Linked DNA regions of Mus musculus: all the other regions are linked to region 1. A link is a loop called in an ENCODE intact Hi-C map of the cell type or tissue named here. Cell type or tissue: left cerebral cortex. All regions are shown on one strand. Region 1 overlaps Lrrc4c (leucine rich repeat containing 4C). Region 2 overlaps Lrrc4c (leucine rich repeat containing 4C). Region 3 overlaps Lrrc4c (leucine rich repeat containing 4C). Region 4 overlaps Lrrc4c (leucine rich repeat containing 4C). Region 5 overlaps Lrrc4c (leucine rich repeat containing 4C).

Region 1 (5,000 bases):
TGTCTTCATCATAATCACCAACATTTTATGTTGGATAGCATATCATTAGATATACTGCTGAAGAAAAGTGTCCTTTCCTTCCCCATTAGTTCCACAGTTAGATATGCAACCTAATCCTAATGAGTAGATCCCCTATTCATTCTGAAACATTGACTGTTTTGATTTCCTATACTTTTCAGGAAGGCAACCACAGAAGCCAAGACTTCATGCCTTACCAATTTAAATGCATAAAGCAGGTGAATTCGTGTTTACAATGCATATTTCAAACCACACCTTTTGCTATGGCAATTAAAAATGTGTGTTTTTTAATGTTCTCGGACCTATTCATGTGCAGCGTACTTATTTGAAGATATTGCTATAGCTTCAAGTACCCAATAACAGTCATGCTTTGGAGCATTGGTTAACTAGATGCGGTAGATGTCTAATGTGTATTGGGCAACAAAGTAGGGCACTGCATCTACACAGGTGAAAATTATAACTAATTCTCTAGAGAATTTTCTCTTTAAAACAAAGGAGACAGCCATGAAAACACGGATTCATAATACAATATGACTTTGTCCTTAAGAAAGGCTAAGTGAGAAGTGCTTTTGAAAGAATTAAGATTTCTACTTATAGAGAGTAAAGGACCAAAATAGAAGACTTGTCATGCATAAACATAAATGTTCTTATACTTTTTGACTTTTTCTGCACATGAGGGTTAAAATGCCATATAAATCTCCACAATGAGCCCAAGAGCATATAATAAAGATGAATGCAGCCACATTCAAGGATCAATTAGTATGTATAGCTAATCCCCTTTCAAGATTGTGTTTTCAGGAAGGGCACCAGACTTAAGATACAAAGAATTTCAAAACTGTAGAGGCAAGGGTCTCTGCCAAAGTTTACAAAAATCTTCTTGTTGGAGCACACATTTCTGTAAGAATTAAAAAATGACTGAAATGTTCTAAAAATAACAGCTACCAGTCTCACAAAATAGCCTGGCCCTATGTTTCAGACACACCATATCAGTGCTCAGGCCTATCATGTTTAGTCTTCATTTGTTAGAAAGGCTCTGGCTAAGCGAATAGTCACTAACTCTACACAGGTATCTCCTGGTCCTTTATCCCACTAGGACAGGGCTTTATTTTTTGTTCATTTTATTTTTCTTATTTTGCCCATATTTTTCCAATTCAAACAACAGGCAGATTTTAAGAAGCATGGTGTTTTTTTATTTGCTTTTCTGCAAGAAGTAGTAAAATAATATTTTTTTAAAAAAATAAATGAAAATAAGAATGCAAACAGGGATTCTGTGTTCTGTCTTTAGATTTGACTACTCCATCCCATATCATTCAGACATAACTTATAAACAGAAAGCATACACACTGAATTATATTGGTGGAGGTATAAAGGAAGATTTTGTTATCTGTCTACCCATTTTCAAACCTGATAATGTATGATTTTTTTTGGATTATTTTTGAAGTATAGTATCTTAAAATATATACAATCCTTATGATGATTAATTCTGAAAATTAATTAAAAGTACTTCTTCTAAATAAGGTTTGTTAATATATTATTGAACACTGAATCTTCAGTTGTTCAGGAAACTGAATTCTTATATTTACAGATAAATCCTAGACAAAAGGCTTAAATCCACACAACTAAAAGTTTTAAGGTTGAAACCAGAAATCAAATACTGCTGATTCTAGATGTTTTCTTTACTTTGCCTAAGATATGTCGGTGATGTTACATTTGAATTCCTCCCTCTTATTATAGAAGCCTTATGATAACACATTTTAGGTTCACTGGTGCTTCACGAGCTCTTCTACACAGTTAAGGTCTCTTCCGTCTGAGAGAGCTTTTGTTTGTGCATCTGTTTGTTTCAGAAACAAGCAGATTATGAAAATTTCCAGGATCCTTTCCACTGTCATCGGCTTCGCTGATTGAAAGGAGCAAAATAAGATACCTTGAATGAAAATGAGACTGTGCAAAGTTGATGTGTGTATTTGTTCACTCTTTCACACTGACTTTTTTCCATATATATTTTTAATTTTATTATCTTCCTTGCTCACACACAAACTTAGGGGAGAGACATTTTATATATCCGTATGCTGTATTGTACGCGTCAAATTTTACAATATTTTATTTTGAACTGTGATGACAATATTTCTGTGATCTTTTGCCAAGAGGGCTCTTTTCATTAGACTCCTTACCTCAACTTTGGTGGATTCACTCTTCGATATCTTGAACTAAGGGAAAAGAGTGTTTGCAACCAGTCTAATATGCCTACCTAGAGATTACATCATATTTTCTGGACAATACTACATCTGTCTCAAGAAGATACATATATGTTTTTTGGCAAGTGTTAACACTCCTACAGCTCTCTGTATATTTCCACACTCAAAGTAGCTAATTATAGGAACCTGGGAGGAAGATGTGCAAATAACTTGCAAAAGTGAGGCGCAGCGCCTTCATTTCACTATGCATTTCCTATTAGCATGGGAACACAGCAGAAGTGGAGAGGAAGATGATGATATAGGTCAAGAATGCCATCCAGGTCTACATTCCCCTGGACCAGTAGTTCTCACCCACTTTCAAAGGTGTCTAAGAACTTCTATATTTATACCAGCATTCCAGATTAGTATGGAGGGACATTTTTCAAAATAGGAGACTTGAACTCATTTTATTTCACAGTTGGTTAGCTTGATTTATTTTAAAACTCTACCCATATGGTGTTCTGGTCTGCATTTGTACTATTGTTTCAGGATCCAAAATTCTTATGAGAAGACCAAATTGTTCTCTTCCCTTACATCATACTTTACCTCTAGATGTACTCAGAAATAAACTTTCTGAGAATCCCAAGTCATATGGGCAGCTATTTAGTCAGCATTGTTATCGAGGGTCAGTATCTAATTTTATTCCCTTTTTTTCTTTTCTTTTTTAGTTTTAAGACATCATCACATTATGCATGCAGCCATGGCTTGTCTAGAACTAACTATGTAGACCAGGTTGGCCTCAAAGTCATAGAGTTCCATCTGCCTTTGCCTCTGCCTCTCTAGTTCTGGAATTAAAGGTATGTACCACCACACACAGCTCATTTTGTTTTATTTAGGACTGTACTCCTTTATCCTACAGGGTCAATTATTCCGAACCTCTCCAGTTCGGCATGGTTCTATTTGCTGTCATGTTATTTCCTTAACAGAAAGTAAATAAACAAGTAAATAAGGTCACACCCTAGGATATATAAAGATTTATAAATCACTGCCTTGAAACTGATAGAAGAGAATCAGATAAACTTTATACTTTACAGGGGTATTTTTTTTTCCCTCTAAAGCTAAGAAGCAACAAAGATATTTCCTGCATACATCACACACATTTCTCCTTACATACATATGCATAGGCTTCAACTCTACACATTGCTTTGTCAGCACGTTGTGGAACTACTGTATCAGAGTAGCCAAACTCTATAAATTTAGACATAGACATGTACAAAAATAATCTAACAAATGACAGCAGCTTGCCTTCATTAAGCATTTATAATGTGCCAGCTGTGTTTGAAGCCAACTACGTGCATTGTAACACTTGATTATCTTTGTTAGTATAACAGCCCAATGATTCTGAAGATCCATTAAGCAAATAGGTAACTGAGGCATTAGCATTCATTTTTCTCAAGTCATATAAGTAATGTGTAGCAATATGTTTACTGTCAAACCATCAGCTAATCCACCCACATATATTTACTGCCAACTTATCCTGTTATGTATTTATTCTGGGCTAGGTGATCCTAATTAGTTGTAGAAATAGATAACAAAATAATCATTTCTGGAATTTCTTGTGTGAAAAGCATCAAGCTTTTTTCTTTTCTTACTGTGTTTTTATAAATCTGAAGATTATCATTGAATTTCATGTGGGAAATAGAGGTTTGGAAGATTTTTTGTGCAAAGTCAAATCTGGAACTGGGTCAGAAAAAGTAAAAACTATTGCATAAGACTGGGACAAGGCTAAGCATGAGCCTTGGAACCAGTATAGGCACTAATCCTTAAGTATGAATATGCCTACAAGATAAAGTGTGTTGTACATGGTCAGAGAATTTTTTTAAAAAAACAGGGACCAATGAGGTTAAATTAAAAGGAGACTGAGAAAATACATGGAAGAAGATAGAGGACAGATGTGGAACAGGCATTTTAGGATGCGGAGAACATGTAGTTCTCACTGTTCCTTGTGGCATCTGAATGGTAAAGAAATGGAGATAACACGCCGGACGGATGCCATCATCTGAAAGTGGAAAAGTAGTTGCCAGTCCCATGGCTTGCATCCAAAAATCTAACAAATTTAAATTTAAGTGAATGGATATGCTCTACTGGATGACTGGATTTTATAATGATAATTCCAACACAAATAGTTTTGCACAGTGAAAAAAAAAGAGAGTAAACCATGTTCCATAAACAATGACATCTGAGCATCTGCAAAGGCATGCTTTGACTTCAAACATAGAAGGCAGTTCCATTTAATTTCTTTTTTTCCCTTTCTTCATTTTAATATACCAGAGATAAGGACACAGTGCCTTAATCTGGTATGTTTGATATCCACAATAGCTTACAGTACACAGGAAAATCTACTTAAGTCGTTGATGGCTTAGAGGATGAGAGAGGATGTGTTTTTAGAGCAGATGTTATAGAGAAAAAGGATCATACCCTGTAGAGATGAAGTGGAAATCACAAATATATACATGACATAAATCTAGTATGAGGGATTAGTAGCAACTTCGTGTCCTGGACAAAAATGCAGTTTCCTCCATAAACAGTCATATTTGTCAGGTATTTTCCACAGTGTTTAAATAGCAGTCATTTTACAGGTTATACGGATTAAAGTCCTTCAAGTGGGAGAGGAGCTGCATTATTTCCGATGCCTGGAAAGACCACACAGTCGGTCCTCTGCGAGGTAGCCCGGAAGCCCTTGCTCCATCAAGCATAGCCTATTATATACATAAAGACACACACATATATATACATATATATACACAC
Region 2 (5,000 bases), 530 kb before region 1:
AATAACTCAAGAACTTTGAACTTTGGACATGCAACATTCCGACATTTCATAATAATTAAATTTTGGATCAGTGAGTCTGTTTTGAAGATGTAAATGATTGTTGTTTTCTGGGAATGTCAGCAAGTTTTTACAAAATACAAGACTTTTCATAGAAGATCAAAGGAGCTCAATTATATTATTTGTTATTTCTGCCAATATTGTGTTTGACCAATATAAATATATTTAGAACAGAAAGGTATTGTTAAGAGTATAAGGAGATAGTTTACTAGTTAAAGCACTAACCACTAAATAAATAGGACCAGAGTTAGAATCCCCATCACCAATAAAATGACAGGTGAGTGTAGTGACCCTTCTGTAATTTGAACCTCAGAAAGTATAGACAGTGTATTCCCTGAGCAGTTTTTTATCAGAAGACCCATAACTCGAGGAATTACTTGGAAGATTACATGTAAACACACGAGGAATGCACCAGAACTTGTATTCATGTTCATATATGTGCACAACCTACAGGTGAACACCAATGACAATCAATCAATCACTCAAACAAGCAATAGTTAGGTGCAGTGATAACACTGAGTCCACTGCATTTTCCATGGCTCTTTCTTGCTGCAGTTATTAGAAAGACTATAGATGAACTAAACAGTCTTCATGGTCTGGCATCCCTAGTTTCCCTAGCATTTTTTTTCAATTAACCATCCTTCAGTCAACCTCCAGTCCAGTCTGTCTGATCTGTTAGGCAATCATTATATGCATTAGTTATCTTCTTAAAGGCCATTGCATTTATCGTGCCTAGGTTAATTTCCCCATTCCTTACTCCTTCCTTGATGCCATGTGCATTTCTTGAGAGTGAGTTATTTACTCCTGAAAGAAAGTTGCTTCTTACAGTTATGGAGATTCAGAAGTCCAAAATTAAAGCAGAAGCAGGTTCAGGAACTACTCAGCTCCCTGCTTCAAGATCGTGACTCAAACCTTTCCACCTCCATATGGAAGCAGGGGAGCAGCCTATGTTGCCCTCACATTGTGAGAGAAGATGAGAGCTCACACTCTTCCTTTTCATACCAGCATTAAGCCGTCAGGACTAAAACATCTACAATATCCCATCATCTAACACTGTTGCACTGGTGAGTTCCAATTTGTTTTGATGGTGATCAAAGCATAAAATCATGCTACCCAAAGAGGCCCTATGTCTTTAATTACCTCAACTTATTTAAGTCTCAACTCTTACATCTCATTACATCTAACACAATTACCACAGTTAACACTGAAGCCTCCTCCCCTGATTCTCAAGCCCCTTTGTTATTGTACCTTTCTTGATTTCCATAGTCTCTTCCATCCTGGATGAGAAATTTTATTTATTTAATGTAGTCATATCAGCTTAATAAAGTCACGGCATTAATCTCTGGTTAATTGTATTACCTACAATGCTTTAAAGAGTGCCCGCCTCCTGGTAGTTGCAAAATTCTTTGTCATATAAAATAAAGGGGAATTTATCACTGTAAGGTAGAATTTCTTTTGGCCTGTTTATAGAAAAGGAAACTGGTCACTAAGTTCCTGATCCTCTGTTTCCATTGTGAGATAATAAGGGATGAATCCATTTCTGTCTGCTTTCGAAAAAAACAAACAAAAAAAAGATATTTCTCAGTATCTAGACAAGAGTTATGACAGGATTACATCTAAAATAGTTAGTACGAGATGCTTAGAGCCTATATGGGGGCAATGCAAGTAATCACGTCCCTCACTCAGCTTATCAGGTCTTGCTTCGTGTGACTGCATTGATGTTTGTGCACACACACATGTGCTACTGTTCCTTCTATTGCTTTGATCTTTTCTAACAAGTCTGTTTATTTTTGCTTTGCGTAGATGGGTCCGTGGGTTTTACAAAGAGTTGATTCAGATCATTAAATCCTACACAAGGCTGAATAACAAAGCAGAAAAATCTGTCGACAAAATGCTAAAACCCTTCCTCTGACTCAGAACCTCTCTTTTCTCACTCTTTGAGTCATCCTGTGGAAGATGGCTTTATTTGTTTGATTCTAGATTTATGGCTCAGTATTCCCAAAATGGATGTGTGCTAAGATGAAGCATTTGTTTAGTGAGAAGGATCATATTTTAATTTGTAAAACCATAAAAAGCTTAAACCACTGCCTCAATTTAGGAGAGAGGAGAGGAGGAAGGAGAGAAAGGAGGAGGAATGAGCGAAATGAGGAGATAATGGGGAGGTGGGGAGAAGATGGGAGAGAACTGTACCAAGAATGAATAAAAGAGAAACACAGAAAGACAGTGATGAGAGAGGATGTCCCCTGGAGTTTTACTTGTTAGGATAAAACAGTTGAAAAAAACTATTTAAAGAAGACAGCATTTATCTTGTATCACAGTTACAGTCAATCATGGCAGCTTTCAGGCAGCTGCTACCATTGTACCCATATGGAGAGAGAACTAGAGAAGGGGAGAGGGTGGGAGGGAAGGAGAAAGAAGAGAGAAGAGAGGAGAGGAGAGCAGAGGAGAGGAGAGGAGAGGAGAGGAGAGGAGAGGAGAGGAGAGGAGAGGAGAGGCTAGTGCTCACCTCTTTTCTTCTTTGAATTCAGTACACAGTCTCAGTTCTCAGAATGGTGGCACTCTTTTAAGGTGAATTGTTCCCATTAAATGTTATCTAGAAGGCCCCATACAGACATGACCAGAGGTTGAATATCTAAGTGATTTGATATCACTTCAGTTTGAAAATCAGAGTTAACCAACACATTAGATATTCTGCTTTACTTTGTAGCTTACAGTAAGCTTTTGAAAGGAAAAGTAATACTGTCTACATTAGGAAGGTCAGATTAGAGAAGGGGAAAACACATTTTATGGTGTTCTCCTGTATCCTATGAACTGGTTATGTCCTCGGTTATGTAATAATTTATCTTCTGTCAGAGATCATCTTTTGAGGTGGGAAAACACAAGGCTGCTTTCTGTATTGGAACACCATGTGGGGTAATGGTGAATTAATCCATTTCTTCCAGGAGTCAAATAACATTGTCCATCATCTCCTCTCCTTTCTTCTCCCCTCTTCTCCTCTCTCCATTCCCATCATCTTGACTCCCCTCCCATCTTTCCTCTCTTCTCCTTTCCTCCTCTAAAGCTTCTTGTGTGTGGTATATTCATGAATATGGAAACATTTATCCATATACTTAGCGGTGGAAGTTCAGAGAACATCACATTATCATCAATCACTGTTTTGACAGTGTTTCTCCCTGAATTTGTGTCTCCCCTTTGATTTGGGCTGGCTAGTTTATAAGACCCTAGTGGTATGGTTACAAATATGCTCTACCCACTCAGCATTTACATGGGTGATCGGGATCTAAACACAGAGAACTCTATGTTTTCACAACAGTTACCAACAGACTCATTTCCTTAGGCCTGCCAATTTTTCTTCATCAACTTTAATGTCTCAATACCTGAACTCATCTTAATAGAGTACTCTGAGGGTGTGATGGAGTTTCAAGATAAATCACAATAACACAGGATGTGTGAAAAATATGTTATTTTGTTCTAGATTTATTTTTAATTATGTGTCAGTGTGTATATTTGTATGTAGATAGGTGCTGTGGAAGCCAGCTCTTTCAGATCCCCTGAAACTTGAGTTACAGATATGAGGCACCTGATGTGGTCCTTGTAAATAGAACTCAGCACCTCTGGAAAGTCAGCAAGTGCTTTTAATCTCTGATCCATCTTCCCAGCCTCAAAAATATGTTTGTGGTGAAAGGAATTTGAAGGAGGTTTCATAGACATGTTTCTTGCAAACATATAATTCTTAGCTTCGAAGTGAGTAGAAACGTTGGGGCTGCGACGGTCCATGATTCATCCTTTGGGTTATATACTGCAAAGATATTGATAGGAATCGTGCAAAGACTTCACCTAAGCTGGTGTTGGCAAGGCTATAGGAGCTGTCTCTAGAACTTACATTGTCTACTTAGAGCAAAGCTCAGAAAGACAGCAGAACTGAAAGATGATCTTTACACAGAGAGATGCACATATATTGCCTACTCTAACTATATTTTTCATTTTGATACTGACTAGACCACACTACCAAGTACCTTTCTATTGTAATATTATAGAAAGTTTTTTTATGTCTAACTATTTAGAATCTATTTTCTTTTTCTGAAACTGAATTTCCCCTTTATCATATAAAATTGCCCCAAGAAACAACCAGGATAATGTCATTGTTCAAATTTATGAATCTACAGACTTTAAGATGAACACATTCTGCTTTTGTATTGTAAATCATACCGCTTAGTTTTCAATGTAGGAAGGACCATTCAGAGACTGCCTCACCTGGGGATAAATCACATATACAATCACCAAACCCAGAGAGTTTTATTGATGCCAACAAGTGCTTGCTGACAGAAGCCTGTTATAGCTGTCTCCTGAGAGGCTCCACCAGTGCCTGACCAATGCAGAGGTGGATGCTCACAGCCTACCATTGGACTGAGCAAAGGGTCCCCAGTGAAGGATCTAGAGAAAGGACCCAAGGATCCAATGGGTTTGCAGGCCCATAGGAGGAACAACAATATGAAATAACCAGTACCCCTAGAGCTCCTTGGGACTAAACTACTAATCAAAGAAAACACATGGTGTAACTGGTGGCTCTAGCTGCATATGTAGCAGAGGATGGCCTAGTTGGTCATCAATGGGAGGAGAGGCCCTAGGTCCTGTGAAGGTTCTATGCCCCAGTATAGAGGAATGCCAGGGCCAGGATGAGGAGTGGGTGGGTTGGGGAACAGGAGGAGGGAGGAGAGGATAGAGGATATTCTTCGGAGGGGAAACTAGATAAGGGGATAACATTTGAAATGTAAATAAAGAAAATATCTAATAAAAATTTACTATTTTCAAAAAGGAAAAAAAAAGCATAAATTTTTAATTCACTTAATGAGGAATCACACAAAACCCTTATGCTTTTGAAAGGTTTTATTAGATCTTTGTAATTCAATTTAATTTACTTCACCAAATATTTTCTAAGCATA
Region 3 (5,000 bases), 430 kb before region 1:
TCTTAAAGTGCTAAACTATGTGAGTAACATAGGGGACCAACCTTTGTCACATGATAAGGGTAATGAGAATAAATAAAGTTGGTGTACAGTCCTGACCAATAAATAAGCAACAATGGGGAAAATATCAAATGAGCAATAATTTTCAAGAATTACTTCTTGAAATGTATGAAAGGATGTTTTAAGCAAAAGCTCTAGAGAAATAAATGTTAATGAGCTACAGAAAGGCTCAGTATTTGGAAGAAGAAGAAAGACAGGTCTCTAGCCTTGTGAATTACATAGTGCTGGTCAGAAAATACTGTATCATTTTCTGTCTAAACAGTGATAATGATATTGCAAGAAACTTGTGCTGATGTGTCCTCATCCCCATGGTACATAATGTAAAATTTACAGGTGAATAAATAAATATTTCCTTCTTTTCTTTCGGGCTATTGTATCAATGCATTCTATGTAAGTTTTTGTTCCAGTAATACTTATTTGTTAATCTCTTTTTCAAGGTTCTATGGCCAGTACCAGGACCTTTAGCAGTATTATGTATGTGTTTTACGTGGCTTATTTTTGAGTTCTCGCCGTTTTCATTTGAAGTTCTCTGACCCTGATGACAGTTAAAATATTGGTTTCCGCTGTGGCAACCTCAGGAAGTCCTAGATTGGTTCTAACCGAGAAGACATGACTATTGCTTACAAATATGGAGTTAAGGAAGAAGTCAAAACAAACAACAGACATTTGAGAAAGAATCTGCTGATTCAGTGTCATAGCATTTACCTCCATGACGAATCATGCACTACCAACCTTAAGGAAATCTTTGATGTATATATTTTATCACCAAAGAGTCCTACACTACTAAAGTCAATTGACCTCTTGATGAAGGTTCATCCATCTAGAGGAGATTTAATATCTTTTCCCTGGAATCCTGATTTCCCAGTGACAAACACACAAAGTGACATGGATTCTTCTTAACTCTTAATGAACTAACTGATCTTTTCATTTCTTTATTAAAATGCATATTGAATGCCTGTGTGATTTTTGCTTCATATCTTAGTCATAAACAAATATTTCAACACTATATTTTACTTTGTTCTTGTAGGCTTGTAATCCCAGCTATTTGCAAGGTTGATAAAGAAGGATCATGAATTCAATGGTTGTCTTGTGTTACAGTATGAATTCTAGGCTAGCCTTAATGACTTTCTCAGGTCCTATGTGGTGAGGTGGGATAGGAAGAGGGGGCAGAGAAGGATAGAATATATTCCTAGGTACTGCATTTGATTAACAGGCAGGGATACCCCATGTGATCTCAGTAATGCAGAAACATTAATGATGATATTGTACTGTCAGAAAGTTGTTGTAGTTTACAGCTACATGTCTTTATTCTCACTCCCTCCATCTGCACAAAGGACATAAGAATAGGAGTGTTTCCTCAAAGTTTAGTAAATAATGCACAAAGCCACATAGTCTGACCCACAGCAAGATGGATATAAAAGGTACTGTATTATGGTCCATTTTTAAAACTCGGTGGAAGGAAAAAATAATTCCAGCTTCCTCACTTAGTAAGTCTGAAGAATAGCAGAAATATTTACTATCTTCCAAAACAGACAACACTAACTACAGCATTTTTTGAGCAGAGGACAAGAAGTTCTCTTCACAACTCAATCGTCTCTTCTTTCTATACACAATGGTCATGTGTGAAGGCAAGAATGAACTAAGACTCTTTTCACATTCCTTCCTATGATATTCCTAGGTGGAATGAGCTGCATTATGCTAATGCAATCCCGAGCAATTATGTATAATCAGAATGAACTGTGTAATCCTAATGCTCTTCCAGGCACTTACGGACTAGGAGAAAGAAAGGATCCACCTCATTAGGTTAACTATTCTGATTCACATAGTCTTTTTATTCCAAAAGAGATCAATTGTACACAATTTTATAAAGTTTCTATAAGCATTTTATAGAGCCAAGAAGTGAAAATCCGATGGCTGCTGATCTTGAGCACAGTAAGGGACAAGCTAGGACCTCTTTTCATCTCCTGTTTCACAACTACTGTCTGTGCTGATTAGAACCAGGTGATGTCTTTCCATGTGTTAAGAACTAAAGGACAGCTGTTCACTTACTTCTTATCTTCCCATGGCCCATGATTTCTGATGAATTGTGTATTTCTAAATTCATTCCTTCACACAGGGCAGAAACATTTATCTAAAGAAAAACAAGCATCTCTGTGATAGACACAAATTAAAATGGGAAATATGGGTCAGTAAGATACTCCAACTAAGATTCTACTGCCCATTAGCAAACTGGATATTTCATTACAGAGCTCTCTGGAGATTTAAGAGGAAAAATAATGTGGGTGAGCCATAGAAAAATATTAGAGAGAAAATGGTATAAAAAGGAGCTTTGGGGAGGTGGAGAGACCAGAGCTGTGGCAAGGAAATGTGCATTAGACAGTGAATTATGTTTCAATTTTAATCTTCCCACCTACATTCCTTATGCTCTCTCCATGTGGCTCATTTTTGCTCTGACTTTTAAGTGAAAAAACTTAAAATTGTAAATTAGGGAAGATCTTGTTTTGTGTCGGAGCATAGTTAACTGAGGAGGCACAGAGCTTAAGACTCACTGATTATTCTGATCATATGACAAATGGACCTTTGAGTAAATCCAGGGGTGCTGCACCTGCGTTTTATTCCCATAAAATGCCTTTGCAACCATTCAGAAGCACATGATAACTACATTCTGGGCATTTCAGGAACACAGCAGATGTGCTTCCGTCCTGGAGCAAGGACCCCATTCTGTATCATAGAGGAAAATTCAAGACAAAGCAAAGAAAAAGCCCAAGACCTTCCAGTAGCGACACATTAAGTGAAGAGAGTATAGCTACGTATCGTCTTTCATTTAGGCCGTTGTGTTAGGCAATCTAAGTAAATAACTGTATTGTTCATTTTCCTTTTATCTTTAATATTATTATTCTGTTTTGGTGAGGTGCCCATGCCACAGCATGCATCTAGACGTGAGATGACAACCTGGGAAGATTAGTCTCCCCCCCCTCTCCTATGAGTTCCTGGGGTGGAACTCAGGTCACTGGGTTTTTGCAGCAAATACCCCCTAAGCCATCTCATCTGACACAGTTTTTTTTATCATATTTTTATTGGTTAAATTATTCATCAACATGATGTAAATGTTAAAGACTGGGAAATCAAATGCATATAAAATCTGGAAGCTTACATATATGTTAATATATGGTGTTCTGGGAGTTATAACTATGTGGATATGTGTATTTAAATGTAGAGGTAGAGAAAAGTGTGTGAGTCTGAGGGTATGCTTCTTATCACACTTGGATTCTGAGTGTAAATATGTAAGTGGGGATATGAGAATATTTGAATGTATAAATAAATTTGGAATTGTATGAGTAGGGGAGTGTACAAGTTTGCGTGCATGTGTATGTACGTGCATATGTATATATGATTTGGGATTGCTGTAATTTCTAAATGGTATAATAAAGTGATAATGCCTTGTAAAATCTAAAGTGGCATTTAATTCTACTTCATCATGATACACTCTTACAGAGAACACACAATTTAAAAGTTTAAAAAGTAAAGCAGTGCTTTAAGGATATGAAAAGGCAGACCATGAATTTGTAAGAAAGCAAGAGGGGAATATGGGAGGTTTGGGGGGAATAAACGAAAGGAGAAATGATGTAATTAAATTATAATTTTAAAAAAAGATATAAGACACATTAGCTCCTTAGAACTTCAGTGTACATTCAAGGGCATGAAATATCAAAGAAGATTCATACTTACTTAGTCAGATGGAATGCCTCCTATAGAGTTGAGTCAATTTCAGACCTTTTGAATTTCTAAAATGACATTTTTTTGCTTAAATTGGGACTGTTTTAAGGAAAACTATGTTTGGCATTTTAGTTTCAGATTGGGAACTTCCGAATGAAGCTGATTATTTTCCTTAATGTAAAGCTTTTCTTTTGCCCATATGAATGCCCCAAATTCTAATCAGAGGTTACACTGTCCAGACAGTTCCCACAATATAATGTTCATTTCTGTCAACAATTCTCATGCAGACTGCTCTTCAAAGGACAACAATGAATTAAGTCAATAAAACTTTGACTAATTTATGGCTACAAGTAAAATCTTTATAAATTTATATGTATGCATATTTCTATAATTAGAACTTGTGAAATCCATACAGATTCCAGTAAAGCTTGCTTATTATGTGTCTGTATTTGTTACATTTCTGTTGTTGGGGCAAAAGCAAAAATAGCAACAACAGCAACAACAAACACTTGACCAAAAGCAACCCAGAAGAAGGGTTTCTCTCGGTTTCTTGTTCCAGATGGATAAGAGTCCATCATGGGGGAGAAGCATGGCAGTGTGTATCAGGCCTAGCAGCAGGAAGGAGAAGCTGAGAGCCACATCTCAACCATGAGAACAAAGCAGAGAGAGCAAACAAAAAGTGACAGGGAGCTTTTAATCTCAAAGCCTGTCCTCCAGTGATGTACTTCCTCCAACAAGGCTACACCTGCACCTCCCAAAACAGGGCTACCAACTAGAAACAGAGTGTTCAAATGAATGAGACTGAGGTAGCATCTCTCTTTCAAGCCATGATATCATCCTGACTTGTACAATACATTATTGATATTTCTTTCAAAAGCTTGATAGCAGGCAACCATAACTACTTTGAGGTCAAGACTCCTCCATGCCAGTGATAGCATTTCACAGCCTTCCCTCCTATCTCCTTGTTCTTACTTCTTTTCAAACCCTCTTGATGATGACCTATGAGCCCTAGAAGGGATGACGTGAGTATACTGTTGTGATTCATTATCACTTACTCTCAGCATGTAGAGCAGACACGTCTTTACATTTATTGCAAACAGACTTCTTCCATGAGTTTTAAAAAAACAAAAACAAAAACAAAGGAACAAAAAGACATGAATGTGGGAAAGAAACTAGTGGGGAGATGTTAAACTAGTATTAGAGGTAGGAGAGACATTAGAGAAGAA
Region 4 (5,000 bases), 300 kb before region 1:
ATCGTTTAGCGAGGGGATAGTTAGCAAAGTTTTCTTAGTTGGTTTGTTGTTTTTATTTTTGATTTTAAGGTAAGGGTTATTTAGAGGCAGCGAAAAGAATACACTTTCATCTTTTAAGTGACTCAGAAAGAGCAACATTGATATATTCATGAATTTAAACACACTTAAAGCCAAATCATGGCACCTTTCCAGATCCATCAAGACATCAGTTTACTTTTACTGGGAATATGAAAGGAGACTAAGAGAAAGCCAACGCTGCAGGAAGCTACAATTATGTTTTACAGGCTGCAATGTTCCAGGGTGTTCAGCGGATGATGTTTTTGTCTTGTCGTCAATAAATTCTGCCCCATGTTTCTATAATCACAATGCAGTTTTTACAGTAGGCAATTATTTTTAATTGTACGGATACGCAACCCCTTATTAAGTTAAGAGGAAGAGAGTTGCTGCACATATTAAAGAAACTGCAAACTCCAGTAGGATCTTTTGATTTCTAAATGATTTTGACAGTCTCTTCAAGAGTGGTTGCCCCATTTTCCTCCTTGAATTTAAAAAGGTTGTTTTTTTTTTTTTAAAGGGAAACTTCTGACAGCATAATCTCTGCATGATTTTTGTATGGCAGATTAGATAGTGAAAGGTTCCATCTACCACTCCCCAACCAATCAATTGCCTGAAAGACTAGCTCCATAGTTCTGCCATGCCTGTCTGAGTTATTTTATTTTTAAAAGAACATTGAATCACAACTGTTGAGAGCTGCATATTTAGGGAAAGATGCCCATCTCTGTCTCTGGAGGTTTCATTTAAATCGGAATGATAACAAGTTGAATAGGTTAAAAGTTGTTGCTATTTGACTGGAAACAAATTCTTCTCTTAATATTGCACAGTTGTGCATGTGTGTGCACACTCACACACACAGAAACACACACAGAAACACACGTGCACACACACATAAACACACACACACACAGACACACAGACAGAGACAGACAAAGACTAGAGAGACAGAGACAGAAAGACAGTTAGAGAAAGAACACCACCACTACCACCACCATACCATCAATGTTTATTTTAAATATGTACTAATCCTTAATTATTTCAAGTAAGATTCAATATTTATTTATTGATTGATTCATATTATTTTTTAATCTTTTTACAGTCCAGTAGTTATTTTCCTCCTTGTCTGCCCTCTGTTCCTCATTCATTTTTTCTTGCCCCTATCTCCAAGAGTATGTCTCCAACTCCCCTACCCCACCAGACCTGGGGTCTCAAGTCTCTGAAGGGTTGCCTGTGTCTTATCTCACTATCTCACTGAAGCCAGACCAGACAGTCCTTTACTGTATATGTGTTGAGGGGCCCATATCAGATAAGATATATATATATATATATATATATATATATCTGTTCCTTCTTTCTTCTTTTTTTTCTTTCCATCTTGACCAGTTTTCATATCAATTCCTCCTCCCTTTGTTTCTTTGCATAAAATAGAATATTTCCCATAGATATCAAACACCTATGGCATTTCAAATTACAGTAAGTCTAGGCACCTCCCCTTGAATTGACCCAAGAGGAAAGGGTCCCAAAAGGAGACAAAAGAGTTTATTTTCACTCCATCAATTCTGTTTTCAATTATATACTCCCTTAGTTACTGTTTCATAATATTTTTTCAGCTCTACTTAGTCTCTGTGCTATTCAGCTTTGCAAAAGATTTTAATATATGTAGCAGATAATAAGCTTCTTATAAACAAACGCTACTGGTCTTTATACTATACGTTTCTCTCTTCATGCAAATAATATATACATAGAGAGCACAAGCATGCATAAATGCAAATGCAACCCATATATTTAGACTGTAAATATTATGTATACATGTCTGGTAATGTGTTTTGTGTATATAAATTTCACTATGCATTCATTGAGATGAAGAAGACAGAAAACATAATTTTTCTTATACATCATTACATTTACTGGAAATGTTATATTATACTATGTATTGTATTTCATAAATTATATTATGAATTAAATCAAAATTTCCTTTTGAATAAACAGTTTAGCTAAGGTGTTTGACCTTTGACCTCAGAAACAATGTTTTATTTGCTTTTCAATGATATTATAAAGCATAATGACAAGTTTTCCATGAGCTATCTCCCTCTCCAAATTTACTCAGTTATAGAAGCTTGGCCACACTTAGTGAAAGTGAATTTGACAAATTAGATATCATTGTTCCAGCAAAGAAATGATAATTGATTGCCAAAAGCTTTCTGTTCCCCTCCTCTAAAAACTTAAAACTAACAATCCTCACAATGGACTTCACTCAAAATTAAATATATATATATATATATCTTTTAAACAAATAACATACTTGCATATTTTGTAATAAGAGATTGAGCTCATTTTCTACCCCAGAAAAAGGAAATTGAGTCTTTAGTCAAAAGGTGGCAGACTGTTTTAGCAACTCATATGACTATGAAGGATTCACTCTGCAGTGAAATTTCAAAGTCAGCCTTGTTTTGGTTCTTGTGATCTCTTCTTGCTCTTCAATCACATCTTCTTACCACAAAGTATAAGACTCTCTTTCTTACTCCTTACTGTATGGAGGAGTAACGGAGAGTGTTCACTTTGTAAACTCTGGGTTGTAAATTTTCAAATTCAAAAACACTGCTAGAGAGTGTTTGCCTCTAACAAAATATCTTGGACACATTATATAAGGTTATAGAATAACTTTAAATTCAGTGTTTTGAAACATTATTGTTTGACCTTCAAGGCTGATTAGAAATATCATCCTTTAATATCTATGTTGGATGAAGAGTGAGAGTGCATGTTTATCTTTGTCAACATACAGTCTGCATGTTGTCCCTTCTTTGTCACTACTTGCCTCTTGGTTCGTTTAATCTCTGGAATCCCAGTGTGTTATAGGATGCACAGTAGTGTCTAGTTTCACACCTCAGTTAAACACATCCAATGGCCATATGTTCCCTTATCATTGGTGCAATTTTGTAATATTTCCCAAATCTGCATATGTCATGAGACTTTTTTCTATGAACAGTAAAGTTTAAACAATATTTTTCAGAATTTTAACTATATTTCAATTCTTTGAGAATATGTTTTGTGTAGAGACAATTAAAAAACAGATATAAAAGGAAGTATTATCAAAATCATAAAGCAACAACCCACATGGCTTCACAGGAGAAGTCTATAAAGCCTTCAAATGTCATGCCGCCCACATCTCTACATATTTTTACAGGATTAAAAAAAGTGACAGAACCCTTCCTGATTCACATTATCTCCCTCCCCTCTCCTCTCTTCTTTACTCTCCAATCCCTTCTCTATCTCATGGACAGATCAGACTTAGAGCTTGTGGCATGTTAAGCAAGCATACTATGCCACTCAGCTAAACTCTCAGCCCCACAATCTTGATAACTAATTAAGGTATAAAGTATTAATAAATGCCAGTGTGTAGAAATATTTTGTTTCATACTGAATGTTCACACATTCTTAAACATTCTCTCATATACACTTATTCTTAATTACAAGATGAAAGGCATCTTACTTGGAAAGTCAAGAAACCATATTAAACCAACTATTAGTGCTGTGACAAGCAGATGTCAGTCTTTGATCCACTAATCGCTCCCATCCCAAATGTTGCTTCCATTTTCCCCCTAGAGAGTAGCATGTGACTAAGAATAGGACTTCACTAATTAATCACTCGAGCCTCTCTAGAAATCTGCTATGTGTGCAATCACCACATAGGCTTCTTTTGCCTTTATCACATATAGCTCTGCTACTCAGAAATATGCTTCATTAAGTCAGTTTTATAAAGAGCACAAGTCTATGTTCGGAAGAGAACAATTTTGTCTATGGTAATCATAAAGGGCCTGAATTAGAGTCATGGTAGCTGTTTAAAAAATAGATCAAAATTTCATGACTAAACAAGACCAAAGTTTCTTGCTTAAGAAATAGTTTGGCAAACATCTTCATGCTATAACCTCTAGAGACATGACTTCCTTTGCTTTTAGATGTCATGAAGAGGAACATCAAGGGTTCATGAGTCATACAGAACTGCAACTGTTATTCCATTGTGGGCCACATTCACAGCAGGAAATACAGCAGGTGTGATGCCATCATGAAGCCAATGAAAGGAAAAATTGATTGTGCATCTTTCATTTCCATATGTGTCTTCTCAAACTCCATAGGGAACAATAATTCCAATGGCCTCTTCAAAAAGTGTTTTAATGGTCACCTCCTCAATCTTTTCATTTTTTAAATTTTTAAAAATCTTTTGGGTGTTTCTGTGTAACAGCCCTGGATGTCTTGGAACTCTATTTGTAGACCAGGCTGCCTTGAATTGACAGAGATCTTCCTGCCTCTGCCTCCAGAGCACTGGGATTGAGAACATAAGCCACCATATTCAGCTCCACCTACACATTCTTAATAGAACTCTATAATATTCTTCCTCAGAAAATTTTTACAAAGATATTTTATCGTCCATCTATGTCCTTAAAGGAATGGAATGTACCAGCTGTTCTGGAATCTTCTGAAGGTTCCATGTGCCTAATTTTAGCAATGGCATGTCTGAGGTTCAGATGTTTATCATTTACCTGGAGGCACTAATTACTATGAAAAAAATCCATTAAAATTGGAACCACATAAGTCAGTTGAACATTTTTTAATCAAATAATTCAGGATGCTGTTAAAATATTAATTTCATATCTTAAATATTTATGCCTACTTGAAACCCACTAATAAATGGTACCTTGCCAATTTTCAGTGCAAGTCAAAGTCTACATAATACAACTCAGGTGTCTATCATTCATTAACCGCTCCAGGATCAGAGTCTACCTACAACTCCTAGCCTTAATCTGTTCCCTTTTTCTTTTCTTCCCAACCCTTCCTCCTCTCTCTCTCTCTCTCTCCTCCTTTCTTTACCCCCTCTCTAAAGTTCTATCTTTCAATCTTTCTTTCTACTTTGATTAAAGAATGAATTCAGAGCCCTTTAAGATTTAGTA
Region 5 (5,000 bases), 260 kb after region 1:
AGCTCTGTCCTTGACAGAAAGCAGATGTTGCCATAGACACAGGCTTAAGTTTGTGAAACTATATAACAGGGTTAAAGATCTTGAGAAGTATGATTGGTGCCCATCAGCATAAAGGGGAATGGATCTTCAATGCTCCTGCCCATACTAAGACCCACCAAGCACAAATAACAGGCTAAGCCCTTTCATCCCTAATTGACAAGGACATAAACAATTTTACATTAGTTAAAAAAGTTTTTTTTTATTCTAAGTTTATTTTCTAATTATATATTCTCATGATTACAGATGTATGTGTAATTAAATACCATGTTTGGACATATAATGGTAATTCTTTATAATGATTATATTTATATAGTAAAATTAAATGAGAATACCTTTATATAGGGTTGTATTGTAGCAAGAAATGGAGTCTATAAACAACTGGTTTTATTTCTGTTTTAATGTAGCATGCTTTGAGCACCTTTTCTGTCTATTGTGTTTTTAAATTTTTCTTTAATTTTTTGAGACTATAATATAATTGCATAACTTTTGTCTTTTTTTTCTCTCTCCAAATCATTCCAAATATCCTCCTTGTTCTGTTTCAAAATCATGACCTGTTTTTCTTCAGTTGCTGTTTTATAGAGATTCACAAGCACACACACACACTCACTCACACACATTCATAAAAACACACACTTGTACACGCACACATTTACACACACATACACACACTAATAAATGCATAAGTAAGCATTCTCAGGCTTATAATATTACCTATATGTACATTTTTCAGGTCTGACCATTTAAGATAGTATAACTGATTAATGTGCTCTCAAAAGACTATTTCCCCTACTCTCAGAAATCATTGGATGTCTGTACTTCTTTGTGTGTAGTTGCATCATCTTGGGCTTTCCCATTCACTTTGCCATTTCTGCTGTTGTGTTCCTTATTCAGCCATTCATGGGCAATCATGTTAATGAGACCTAATGGGTATAGCTTCTGACATTCCTAGGAGACATGTTCTCACACCCAAATCTATTTTTCTGTTAAGATCCACCACTCCAAATTCATTTTGTCATTAGTATGGGTCCTCAAGCCCTTTATTCATCATCCAGTAATCCATAGACGAATAATGCTAAAGCATAAACATCAGAATCTGTAAATAGTCATGCGTGGTAAATGTCATTCCCACTTCCTGTTGAACTAAAAGTTATTTTTAAATGGGGATATTAGGTTAATGAAACACACCTCTTGGTGAATCTGCAAGGTCATATGCACAAGCAATTAGAACATAAGGGCATTGATTTAATGAAGTGTTTGATGGATTTGATATCTGAATACATTATTCAGACTTAAAGGAACTATGTTAGATGAAGCCAGGTTAGAGAGAATTTTGTTCCTTGGAACATTTCCTTAGAAGTTGTATTTTTCTGTGGCCGATTACTCTGTCTCCACCATCCTACTTTCTGTCCACGTGCCTAAGTCCTCCCTTTCATGATGGAGTGAAACCTTTCATACTAAGAAAAACAAAAATAGTCTTCCTCAAAATGTTTCTGGGGGGTCCTATGATCACAGAGGAATGAATCTAACACAATACTTCAGTTTGAACACATTGAGAGAGAGAAAGGGAACCCTTCATTTGCTTTTCTCTCTGTTTGTTTTTTTTTTTTTTATCATATTATGTTTGCTCACATCAGATGAATAAAATGATACCTATTCTTATTAGTAAGGCCATTTCTTCTCTCCTCAATGTACATCCACATCAACACTAATGTCCTTTGAAAACAGCCTTAGAAACATCCAGAAATAAAATTTTAATGGTTCTACCAGTACTACTAACCCAGATGACAGGAAACATGAGCTATTATTCTATTTCAAATTCTAGTATATGTTATAAGCAACTACAGTTCACATGTACTCACAACACAAATATTTCTTCTCCATTAAGTCTCATCAAACAGCTTTAATTGTTGGCTCCTGAGACACTGTGTCAAGTTAGACAATATCTATCAAGTGTCTGTGCAGCCTATTTTAAATCCTTCAGTGATAATAAACACACTATGTTCAAATGCAGTCTGTTCTATCCTTGGATAGTTCTGAGAGCTAGAAATGTTTCTATGCAGTACTATAATTGCATTTCCTGTCGCTGCTTACTTTGGTGCTTGTTCTGTGCCTTAAAGCACATAAAAGAGTTTTAATTACCCAGGAACAACGAGGAAACCTTGATTCCTGTCCAGGTCCACAAATCTGTTCTCTTCAAATCCAACACCTCATATCCTTGCAGTGTGGTGGGTGCGACATGTCTTCTGGACACAGCGCTGCCAAGTTTGCTCTTCTCACCCTGCTTGCTTTAACCATATGCACTGGTATTTCTGCTGCATGTCTTTTTGCTTTTAGTCACAAAGTGTTGAGCTCTGTTCTCCCATGACATCATTGCATGACTAGTTTGCCCAAGTAAAACAAGGTTTAATTAAATCTTAATGTTGTGCCCACTCTTTCCAGAGCTAACTGCTATTTTCACTTCCCCTGCCATTAGCAGAATACATAATGAGAGAGTGTGGAGCACAGAGTCAGCCCCTTGTACAGAGAGTAGCATTTTGTCACTCACTCACATTCTCTCACTGGGCTTACTTTTATGTCTCACTACAAGCAGCCTGGACGAAGAGATTATGTGTGTGTTTTCTTTTAGGATATGAAGCAGCACAGTATGAGAATATTATTTAGGAGTAAGTAAGGAAAGCGTTCAGTTAAAAACATGTCTAAGATTGAGCATGTAAATCTGATTTTAATCTCCTGAACCCACTGAAAAGAAAATATTTAAATGCGGAAGGAACCATGTGTCTTGGTAACCACCAATGGGAAAGCAGAGATAGATATTAAGATCAATGGGGCTCACTGCCTAGTCAGCCTTACCAAATCAGTGTGTGGGCAGCTGAGTGAGAGATTCTGTCTCAAGAATCAAGATAAAGACTGAATGAAGGCGATACCTTACCTCTGCATTCACATATACACAAACACACACAGATAAGTAAGTGTACAACCATCCACACCCACAATGGCATAGAAAAAATAGGGGACTAAACCACATGAGAATAAGAAATGGACAAAGGTCGTATTCAGTCCATCAGCTTTGGGAGTTTCTACTTCCACCTGCTGTCTGGTTGCTTTTTTTCCATGCGTACAAACTGTTCAAATGAAAATCTTTACTCTTCTATGCAAATAACCTATAAAATATTGTCTATTTACCCTGACATAAGTTCTTCATTGCTTTTGATTTTTAATGTCTGGCAAAGCAAACCAACTACCAACAACAAAATTACATAATTATACCACCAAGGTAACCTTGGGGTAACTAATTTTCCAATAGGGTCATAAATCTTCAAGAGTGATTTAAAAATTGGTGATCCCATAAGACTAGTATAACATCTGACCACCATTTCCCTACAAAAATATACTACAACCTATGAAACCATAGGTTGACATATTCACGCAGATTGGTAACAAATTCAGCTGTCTTCCAACCAAAGACAAATGTGAAAGTTACTAATTTACAAAGTGTGGATTTATAACACTAGCTCAATGAACAGCCAAACCTATATATTACTTTACATGTTAATATTGGCTATTATGTTATTTAACTCTCCTTATTTCCCTGATAAGTAAGAATTGTTGAGAGTGACTACATAGACCTAACTCCATTTCAGATAAACAAAACAAAACAGGTACAAAATTTGTCCATTCAAAGGTAACAGACCATGATAGTATAAAATAAAATATTTAGTTGCAAATGTCTCTATTTTCAATTTTCCTAATCAAATGGAATCATTTTATCATGTATATGGAGAGCGTTCAGTTTGTGTAGTTTTTGTCTACCAAATGAGTGAGTTTTCAAGCTCATTAGCATGTGTAAAGATGGTCACATCAGTTTACATAATGATTAGTTCTGTTGTTTTACTCAAAATAAAGCACCCACAATTACAATTTGAAAACAGAATAATTCTTAAAAAAATTTAAAAGTGTTGAATTCTTTATAGATCAAACATGAAAGTGATTAACTTATTTTCTTCATCTTTAGTGAAGCGGTTCCAGATTTGATGCATAGTGTAGAGAAGTATTTTTTTTTCAGTTGATATTGAATATATTAAATAATTAGGAAATGCACAAATAAAGAGTATAGGAGATTCACCACGGAAACCTAGCTCAGTGTATGGATAAATCTTAGCACATGTTAATTGAGTGAGTGGCTGATTTAAGGACTTGTTCAACCGAACTCTCAGTATTCAAGTCTAGGACATTTTACTGTTCTTCAATTTTTAACATACATCATAATTTCTATGATTCTAATAACTAATAGAGGTCCCTTTCCAGGTCTTTCATTTTCTGGGCTACAACTATGTAGCTCAATGAATTTGAAGCAAATTTCAGACACTGATATCTCTCATTTGGATCTTCACATGTGTTCATGAAAAATGACCACTCTATGCAGTCCAGTCACTTTACATGACCCCACAGGCAGAGGTTACAATACAGTCATGAGCAGCCTCTGATGGAAATGATGCTGACACAGCAGCTTTCTGAAAGGCTCTGTAGTGTAGTCAATAAAAGGCTCACATTTCTTCTGATGCCATTTCTAAAGCTGCTCCTTGGCAACAACAGTGAGCCTCTATTTGGAGACACAGGTACCTCTACCCTCTACACTCAGCATAGAATTTTTGCCACAATAGCCTCTGGCTTCAAAATCTTTTATTATTATTATTATTATTATTATTATTATTATTATTATTATTATCTTTAATCTCTTTTTATAGTCCAGTCATTATCCCCCTCCTGTTCCGCCCTCTGACATTTCCTCTTGGCATTCCCCATCCCTTGTCTCCAAGAAGATGTCCCCAATCCCCAGACTCCTCCCACACCATTCCCTGATTCCCAAGTCTCTCAAGGGTTAGGTGCATCTTCCCTCATTAAGGTCAGATCAGAGAATCCTCTAATGTATGTGTCAAGGGTCTTGGACCAGCTAATATATG

Evidence for each region. A loop is a pair of places that touch in the nucleus more often than their neighbours do. Peaks named below come from ENCODE experiments on the same cell type or tissue, not always from the same donor. Only the 100,000 strongest peaks of a DNase experiment are listed, where the experiment ranks them.
Region 2: it touches region 1 in a loop (2.5-fold over the local background); 2 of 42 quality-filtered maps call a loop at or near these places.
Region 3: a loop joins it to region 1, with 14 times the contacts of the local background. A loop is called at or near these places in 2 of 42 quality-filtered maps.
Region 4: it touches region 1 in a loop (9-fold over the local background); 2 of 42 quality-filtered maps call a loop at or near these places.
Region 5: a loop joins it to region 1, with 17 times the contacts of the local background. A loop is called at or near these places in 3 of 42 quality-filtered maps.

What each region holds. Positions count from the first base shown.
Region 1 is chr2:97,149,222-97,154,221 of GRCm38, forward strand. The region is part of intron 4 of Lrrc4c (leucine rich repeat containing 4C); the gene reads left to right. Among named protein-coding and RNA genes, the nearest start is that of Gm22313, 86 kb to the right of the region's middle. In left cerebral cortex, no CTCF peak of the experiment used is centred here; DNase peaks (open chromatin) are centred at 2,480, 2,708, 3,456 and 3,910; H3K27ac peaks cover 2,246 bases.
Region 2 is chr2:96,617,041-96,622,040 of GRCm38, forward strand. The region is part of intron 2 of Lrrc4c (leucine rich repeat containing 4C); the gene reads left to right. Among named protein-coding and RNA genes, the nearest start is that of Lrrc4c, 300 kb to the left of the region's middle. In left cerebral cortex, no CTCF peak of the experiment used is centred here; DNase peaks (open chromatin) are centred at 1,019 and 1,962; H3K27ac peaks cover 2,886 bases.
Region 3 is chr2:96,715,085-96,720,084 of GRCm38, forward strand. All of the region lies in intron 2 of Lrrc4c (leucine rich repeat containing 4C), which reads left to right. Among named protein-coding and RNA genes, the nearest start is that of Lrrc4c, 400 kb to the left of the region's middle. In left cerebral cortex, no CTCF peak of the experiment used is centred here; a DNase peak (open chromatin) is centred at 2,478; H3K27ac peaks cover 4,093 bases.
Region 4 is chr2:96,850,737-96,855,736 of GRCm38, forward strand. The region is part of intron 3 of Lrrc4c (leucine rich repeat containing 4C); the gene reads left to right. Among named protein-coding and RNA genes, the nearest start is that of Gm22313, 380 kb to the right of the region's middle. In left cerebral cortex, no CTCF peak of the experiment used is centred here; DNase peaks (open chromatin) are centred at 2,629, 2,925, 3,231, 3,741 and 1 more place; H3K27ac peaks cover 1,497 bases.
Region 5 is chr2:97,412,319-97,417,318 of GRCm38, forward strand. The region is part of intron 4 of Lrrc4c (leucine rich repeat containing 4C); the gene reads left to right. Among named protein-coding and RNA genes, the nearest start is that of Gm22313, 180 kb to the left of the region's middle. In left cerebral cortex, no CTCF peak of the experiment used is centred here; a DNase peak (open chromatin) is centred at 2,279; H3K27ac peaks cover 1,176 bases.